Regions from separate parts of the Homo sapiens genome. Here region 1 is linked to region 2. A link is an interaction called in ENCODE POLR2A ChIA-PET data of the cell type or tissue named here. Cell type or tissue: OCI-LY7. All regions are shown on one strand. Links, peaks and the distances in the headings refer to the core of each region. The heading gives the core; the rest is flanking DNA.

Region 1 (4,396 bases), core at 324-4,323, 120 kb before region 2:
TATCAGGTTTGTTTTGTAAGCCTGTCTTTTTCTCAGCTTAATAATGCACTCCTTACGTTGCCACGTCAGTCACCCATGTTTTAATCTCTGTAATATGCTCATATAAGAATGTGCCCACAATTGTACCAACCAGTCCTCTATTTTAGGCATTAATATTTTCCCCTCCGGTTTTGGATTACTCTTAAGCATTATTTTAATGAACACTCACAAAATGAAAAATTTAAGCCTGTTTTAATTATTTTGCTAGGATAAATTCCTTAAGAGTAAAATTGTTAGGTCAAAGGCTATGTGTATTTTTAGAGCCTTTGATTGGTGATGTTAAATTACCATCTAAAAATGTTATGTCTGGGTGCAGTGGTTCACGCCTATAATCCCAGCACTTTGGGAGGCTGATGTGGGCGGATTGCTTGAGCCCAGGAGTTCAAGACCAGCCAGGGCAACGTGGGGAGACCCCATCTCTACCAAAAATAGAAAAATTAGTATGTGCCTACAATCCCAGCTACTTGGGAGGCTGAGGTGGGAGGATCACCTGAGCCCAGGAAGGTCAAGGCTGCAGTGAGTCATGATTGTGCCACTGCACTCCAGCTTCGGCGACAGAGTGAGACCCTATCTCAAAAAAAAAAAAATAAGTTAATGGCAATTATTACTCCCACTAGCAGTATATCCAAAGTGCTTGCATGTTAACGGGATGTTAAAAATTATTTACTAAATTTACAATTACAATTTGTTGTGTAAATTATAAATGGTACATTTTATTTTATTTCTGCCTTTTTGATTTTTTGCTTTTTTTGAGACAGAGTCTCACTATGTCACCCAGGCTGGAGTGCAGTGGCACGATCTCAGCTCACTGCAACCTCCGCCTTCTGGGTTCAAGTGATTCTGGTGCCTCAGCCTCAGGAGTAGCTGGGACTACAGGTGTGTGCCATCATGCCTGGCTAATTTTTATATTTTTAGTAGAGACGAGTTTTCACCATGTTGGGCAGGCTGGTCTTGAACTCCTGGCCTCAAGTGATCCACCCATCTTGGCCTCCCAAACTGCTGGAATTATAGGCGTGAGCCACCGTGCCTGGTCAGATTTTTTACATTTTTTTTTTTTAATAAGAAAGCTTACATATGGTCATATTCCTATTGGCAACACAGAGAATCATATTAAAGGAGTTATGGCAGCCTTAGGGATTCTTATAGCCATGCAGACTACTTTTAAGTGGCTGTGACTAAGGGGTCCTGAAGCCAGCATGCCAGAGCACCTGCTTTCCTGACTTGGTGGCTTGCTGGATACATCTTTAGGTATATACCCTTCGCTTATTTTCTGCTGATCACAATTTAGGAACTGGATAGACCCAGAAAACGTGGATCCCTGGTTGGCTTCATGAACTTGAGAAAAGCATAACTTTGGATAACGAAGGACATTTGGCATGAATTGTGCTCCTTGCTTTGGGAGAATAGCAAAGAGTGAAGTGAGTGGTTTGGATTTTGGGAGATGTGGAAAGGATTTGCTGAGGAATTGATATTTACATTCTCCAGGTGTTGCAGTATTTCCAGGTAGAGGGAATAGCAGGCTGTGTCCTCCAGCCTTAATTCAACTACCACTGTTAGTTTTGAAGCCTTTTTCCTCTTTGCCATCATCTGGCAACTTTTTTTGAGATAGTCTTGCTCTGTCACCCAGGCTGGAGTGCAGTGGCGTTATCTTGGCTCACTTGCAACCTCCGCCTCCCTGGTTCTAAGCGATTCTCCTGCCTCAGCCCCCTGAGTAGCTGGGATTACAGGTGCATGCCACCACACCCGGCTAATTTTGTATTTTTAGTAGAGATGGGGTTTTACCATGTTGGCAAGGCTGATCTCGAACTCCTGACCTCAGGTGATCCATTGCCTCGACCTCCCAAAGTGCTGGGATTACAGGTGTGAACCACTGCGCCAGGCCATCTAGCAACTTCTTGACCTTTCTTTATGCCCCTTGAATGTTGGCTCCTGGCCTGCCACATTTCTTTCCACTGTGTCTTCTAGCATCATCTCTCAGTCATTGGCTTATCCGGCCACGGGACCTCACTGACCTTTTACCTTTTGCAGGTAGTTTTACTTCCAGTTTATATCAGCTCTCCAAGGCCCAGTCGTCTCCCAGACAGCACTTTGGGATCCTGAGCTGGGAGTGTGTCTACACACCCTGTCCTCCCTAGCTCTCATTCCTCCCCTTCATTGGTCCTGGTGCTCCAGCTCTGTGGTGCTCTCTGGCTTCCTCTTGCCTCCCCAGTCCTTTTTACCTGCTATGGACGCCACAGGAAATCACGTGGCTGCCATCTTACTAACATGGTCTCCTCCCTCTCTGAGCTGTCTCCAGAACTTGTCAAGCTCCCTCAGTGCCCTGGTCTTAACTATTCTGTTTTTTTGGGGCGGGGGTGGTTGAACTCTGCTGGAGAGAAACCAGATAACAAGGTGACTTTCTCTATTTCATATTATGAGTTCTGGGCTCAGCTGGACTTTGATTTTTTTTTTTAAAATAATATCATTTTTCTCATCGTTTTTCTTCTTCCATAGTCACTTCTGTCCAATCCCATTCCCAGCCTTTTTACTCTCAGCCATGACCTCTGCTTCTTAGTTCATTAAGAAAACAAGTGATCAGATAAGCACTCCCCCAACTTCCTGCCCTTCTCTCACCTCATGCTGCCTTGCATAAGGGCAACTGTCTACGTACATCTCTACCCACAGAGGCTATGAGGCAATCACTGCAGATGGTCTGTGTGGAACTGTCCGAACAAATTCCAAAAGTTTTCCTATCAGGGTTATATGAGAACTGCTTTTCGCTCCCTGTGGCTTAGTTAGAGATTCTCTGGCTGAGGGGGATATGTTTGTGTTTTCATAAAAGACAATATTTTAGAAGTGATGTGATACTTGGAGGGGGTTAAATCATCCCCAAAATTAAATCTCCTCCCATCATTAATGGCACAGTCAGGGCTGGAATCTCAGTCATGTGTTCAGTGGCCTGTCCTTATCTGAAATAAAAATACTTTAGATCAAGGGTGTCCAATCTTTTGGCTTCCCTGGGCCACACATAAAATACTCTATCACTAATGATAGCTGATGAGCTTTAAAAAAATCGCAAAAAATCTCAAATGTTTTAAGAAAGTTACGAATTTGTGTTGGGCTGCATTCACAGCTGTCCTGGGCCGAGAGCTGGACAAGCTTGCTTTAGATAGGCCCCACTCTGGGGGATTGGAGATAAAGAGGGCGTAAAATTTATTTGTAATTAAAAAAATAGATAGGCCAGGCGTGGTGGCTCACGCCTGTAATCCCAGCACTTTGGGAGGCCAAGGTGGGCGGATCATGAGGTCAGGGAGATCGAGACCATCCTGGCTAACAAGGTGAAACCCCGTCTCTACTAAAAATACAAAAAATTAGCTGGGCATGGTGACACGTGCCTATAGGGAGAATTGCTTGAACCTGGGAGGTGCAGGTTGCAGTGAGCCAAGATCGTGCCGCCGCACTCCAGCCTGGGCGACAGAGCGAGACTCCGTCTCAAAAAAAAAAAAAAAAGAAAAAGAAAAAAAAAAAAGGATGTGTAATCAGAATGTGCATGAGGACAGGCCAGGCAGGGAGAATAAGCCTCCTTCCTGTCTGGTCCTTGTCCCAGTTTCCATCTCTGGAGGCAGCCACTTTTACCAGTTTTTGTGTGTTCAGACTGTATATCCTTTTAAAGATAGATAGTCTTTGGTTAAACATTTGCTTTTAATTGTGACATTTCAAATATAAAGAAAACTAAAGAATGAAAACTTACCTGCTAGATACCCAGACCTAATAAATCTAAACATGTCATTTTTGCTTCAGGTATTTTGTTTTTGCTTTTTAAGGAAATTGAAACATTTCAGATACCTGGTTTGTCCTCTCTGCTAGCCTCATCTCCCTCTTTCTCTTCTTCCCAGAGGTACCTTTACAGTCCGTGTCTTTACTTTTGTGTTACATGCTTATATATTCACAAACCAACATATAATAATGATTGCGTGATTTAAAACCTTAAATAGTAGATCTTGTGTGTGTGCGTGTGCGCGTGCGCTACAACCTACTTAATCACTCTGGAAAATGTTCCCAAATGTTGGTCCAAGTAGCTAGAGTTCGTTTATTTTAACTACAGTATTTTATTTCATTGATTAAGCATAGCATAACTTAGATATTCTCCTCTTGACATAGCATAATGAACAGAATGACTGTCTTCATCTGGGTGGGTTTCTCTGGGGTGAAGTATGCTAACTGGCCTTGCTGGATCATAGTGCATACACAGTTTCAACCAACTAAATATTAGCAGTGGTTCTCCCAAGTATTTGAACCAATTTTCTTCTCTGTCAACAAGATACAGGAATTCCTGTTTATTCACAGTCTTGCCAATACTTCATATTACTAAACTCTT
Region 2 (4,396 bases), core at 201-4,200:
ACCAGACTTGGAACCACAGGTTCAGACTGAAGGAATGACTCAGATAGTGGGATTTAGGCATCTGCTTTGAGCTGTACCCCGAAGTCTACAATGACCACCCCCACACCTACCCCAACCTACACACATACCAAGGCAGCCCTTGCCTTAACTGGACCAGTGTTGTCTCCAGACACATCCCCCAGCAGAACGACAAGAAGACTCTTCCTCCATTGCCGCTCCAACCTTCCAACCCCTTTGAGGCACTGTGAGCCTCAAAATCCCAATTCGTATCACTTATAAATAGAAGCATACTACACTGCCACTTGCTTTTTTCACTTGACAATATGGTGGGGGCATTTCTGCCAATGGGAAGATACAGATTTCATATTTTATGCATCAAGATACAATTTAACATAACCAAGATCTTATGCACATGGACTCCTTTTTAGTGCAGTTTTTTTTCATCTCTTCTGTTTGCTTCTCCTCTGCCATCCCCCTCTCCTTCTGCCCATCCTCCTGCCTTGCTCCATGTGAGCAATGGGCTTGGTATCATTCACACATTTCTCTATGCTCATAACCCTGTCAACATCTAGCTAGCTAGCTATTCTACATGTACGCACACATATACACCACACATATATTCCTTCATGTTTTGTCATTGCTCTCATACACACTTTTCTGCATCTTGCATTGTTTACTGAGCAATATCTTGTGGAAATCCCTACAATTTAGCTGGTCCCACTCTAATTAATTTTCCTGATGATTTCACGTATTCCTTGCTGTAGATCCACCGTAGCTTATTCAAAGTTGAGAGATACTCATATTCCTAGTTTTTAGCCGTCACATATAGCTATAACAAACATTGTTTTATCTAGGTTTAAACAAATGATAAAATACATTCCCAGGAGTAGTATTGCTGGGCTAAATAGTACGGGTATTTTTCATTTTCCTTTTTTTTTTTTTTTTTTTTTTGAGACGGAATCTTGCTCTGTCGCCCAGGTTGGAGTGCAATGGCGCAATCTTGGCTCACTGCAACCTCCGCCTCCCTGACTCAAGCAATTCTCCTGCCTCAGCCTCCCGAGTAGCTGGGATTACAGGCACACACCACCGCGCCCAGCTGATTTTTGTGTATTTAATAGAGACAGGGTTTCACCATGTTGGCCAGGCTGGTCTTGAACTCCTGACCTCAGGTGATCTGCCCGCCTCGGCCTCCCAAAGTGCTGGGATTATAGGGGTGAGCCACCACGCCAGGCCGGGTATTTTAAATTTTAAGGGATGTCGTTACCAGATTGCCTTCCAAAAAACTATAATAATTTACATTTCCACCAGAAAGTATGAAAGTACCTTACCCGATTCCGCACTCCTTCATCTCTGTCAATAATGCTGTTACGTTTTAAATTTTGTCAGTCTAATAAATACATTTCATGGTACCTTAAGTGGTATTTCCTTGAAGTTGTGTTTCCTTGATCGCGAATGTGTTCAAGTAGTTCTTTTCTATTTCTCAGCCATTTCGATTTGCCCTTCTATGGATTTTCTATTCATATTCTTTATCATTTTTCTTTTTCTTTTTTTTCTTCAACTTTTATTTTAAGTTCGGGGTACATGTGCATGATGTGCAGATTTGTTACACAGGTAAACATGTGCCATGGTGATTTGCTGCACAGGTCATCTGCCATTTGTCTTTTAGGTTATCTTTTGTTTTGTGAGAGTTATTTTTTGTGTATTATGGGTATTTAACTCTTAATCTGTATTGCAAATATTTCTTTCCCAAATTTATTTGCCTATTGCTATTTCTTGGCAAGAGATAATTAAAGTCTACACACAAATAAATTTGGGAAAAAATATTTGCAATACAGATAAAGATTTGAATATCCATAATACATAAAAAGCTTTTATAAATGCTTAGTTAACTATCTGGATCTGCAGAGCAAGTGGGTTTCCTGTTTTCTTTTAGATAATTTCTCCATCCCTAGGTTGTATGTGTGGTCCGATACTTCATTCTTGATTTTTATCATTTAATATTTTACATTTAAGTGTTTTATGCTTCTGGAATTTATATTTATGATTGGTTCTTCCACTGATCTATCTGTCTCTGTTACAATAAGGCAAATCCATATTGGAATCTCGGCAAATAGTCCTCAACCTCCCAGGCTCGGGTGATCCTCCCGCTTCAGCTTCCCTGTTACTGGGACTGCAGGCATGCACCACCACATCCGGCTAATTTTTGTATCTTTTGTAAAGATGGGGTTTCACCATATTGCCCAGGCTGGTCTCAAACTCTTGGGCTCAAGCAATCCGCCTGCCTCGACCTCCCAAAGTGCTAGGATTACAGGCGTGAGCCATCACGTGTGGCATAACTCCTAAATTTTGCAGAGATAAGTTAATACTCTTCATTTCAGCTGATTATTTGAATTTCTCTTGTATTCTTTCTTCTAGCTATAAATTCTTACTGTGTGCTTATACTACACAATTTTATACAGTGTATTAGCCTGTTAGATTTCACTATGTGTTTTGAAAGGTCTATTGCTCACCACTGTTTCCTCTTTTCTTTACTCTGTCTCAACTTGATATCTCTGTTTTGAGTCATTTGGTTTTTTTTCCCCCTCCCCCCCTCCCCTCCCCCCTCCCCTCCCCTCCCCTCCCCTCCCCTCCCCTTCCTTCCTTCCTTCCTTCCTTCCTTCCTTCCTTCCTTCCTTCGTTCCCTCCTTCCTTTTCTTGAGACAGGCCTTGCTCTGTCACCCAGGCTGGAGTGTAGTGGCATGATCACAGCTCACTGCAGCCTTGACCTCCCAGGTTCAAGGGATCCTCCTACCTTAGCCTCCCAAATGGCTGGGACTACAGGCATATACTACCACACCCAGCTAATTTTTGTATTAATATGTTGTGTAGAGATGAGGTTCTGCCATGCTCCCCAGGCTGGTCTTGAAGTCCTGGTCTCAGGCAATCCACCCGCCTTTGCATCCCAAAGTGCTGTGATTATAGGCCTGAGCCACCGTGTCCAGCCTGAGTCGTTTGTTTTTAGACAGAGTTCTTTTCTGTGAGATTTCATTCTAAGGTACAGTACATTCTGATGTTTCTCGTGTCCATAACTTTTTTTACTCTGACATGTCAGTGATATCTTAGTCTAGTAGAAAAGATTCTTAGTTTGCTGTTTTATTATTTATTTATTTTTTAAAATCAGTACTTGTTATTCCACTATCTGTTAGCTTCCTGTGTTGGCCATCCTTTCATTTAATTCATCAACCAAATATGTTAATTTAAAAGTTACATTTGTATGCAGGGATCCTGTGCCATAAAAAATTACATTTTGATAATTGTGCTTAAAGAATTCTCTTTAAAAGGCTGGGCACAGTGGCTCATGCCTGTAATCTTAGCACTTTGAGAGGCCAAGGCAGGCAGATCACTTGAGGTCAGGAGTTCAAGGCTAGCCTGGTCAACATGGCAAAACCCCGTCTCTACTGAAAATACAAAAATTAACCAGGCATGGTAATCCCAGCTACTTGGGAGGCTGAAGCAGAATAATTGCTTGAACCTGGAAGGCGGAGGTTGCATTTGAGCCGAGATCGTGCCGCTGCACTCTAGCCTGGGCAAAAGAGGCTGACTCCGTCTCAAAAAAAAAAAGAAAAAGAAAAAGAATTATATTTAAAATACTTTCACGAAGTAAAAAAAAAAAAGGTGGAGAGATAAAGCATGTGTCAAATTGTGGTTAGATGAGAGCACATGCATATTTTTAAGAGATGTGCTTTGAAATATGTAGGGGTGATATGACATGGTGTCCGAAATTTGCTTTAAAATACATAGTTGAACAAAGCTACAGTAATCAAAACAGTGTGGTGCTATCATAGAGACAGATAGATAGACCAATGTTATAGAATAGAGAACCCAGAAATAAACCCTCACACATATGGTCAAATGGTTGTTTTTTTTCCCCCCGAGATGGAGTTTTGCTCTGTCACCAGGCTGGAGTGCAGTGGCATGATCTTGGCTCACTGCAACCTCTGCCTCCCAGGTTCAAGCTATTCTCCTGCCTCAGCCTCCCGAGTAGCTGGGATTACAGGCACTCACCACCATGCCCAGCTAATTTTTGTATTTTTAGTAGAGATGGGGTTTCACCATGTTGGCCAGATTGGTCTCAAATTCCTGACCTCAAGGTGATCCACCTGCCTCAGCCTCCCAAAGTGCTGGGATTACAGGCATGAACCACCACGCCCGGCCAGTTAAATGGTTTTTATTTTGACCATTTATTAGGAGAAAAGACCGTCTTTTCATCAAATGATGCCGAAAAACTAGATATCCATAGAGAAAAGAATAAGTTGAACCCTTACCAAACACCATATACAAAAATTAACTCATTAGGGACCAAAGACCTACATGTAAGATCTGAAACTATAAAACTCGTAAAAGAAAGCATAGGGCA

Evidence for each region. Peaks named below come from ENCODE experiments on the same cell type or tissue, not always from the same donor. Only the 100,000 strongest peaks of a DNase experiment are listed, where the experiment ranks them.
Region 1: POLR2A ChIA-PET joins it to region 2 with 5 read pairs; 5 of 35 experiments call an interaction of 5 or more read pairs at or near these places.

Annotation. Positions count from the first base shown.
Region 1 is chr20:4,960,242-4,964,637 of GRCh38, reverse strand. All of the region lies in intron 2 of SLC23A2 (solute carrier family 23 member 2), which reads left to right. Among named protein-coding and RNA genes, the nearest start is that of SLC23A2, 39 kb to the left of the region's middle. In OCI-LY7, for the core only: no CTCF peak of the experiment used is centred there; a DNase peak (open chromatin) is centred at 2,287.
Region 2 is chr20:4,843,064-4,847,459 of GRCh38, reverse strand. No RefSeq gene overlaps it. Among named protein-coding and RNA genes, the nearest start is that of RASSF2, 22 kb to the right of the region's middle. In OCI-LY7, for the core only: no CTCF peak of the experiment used is centred there; no DNase peak of the experiment used is centred there.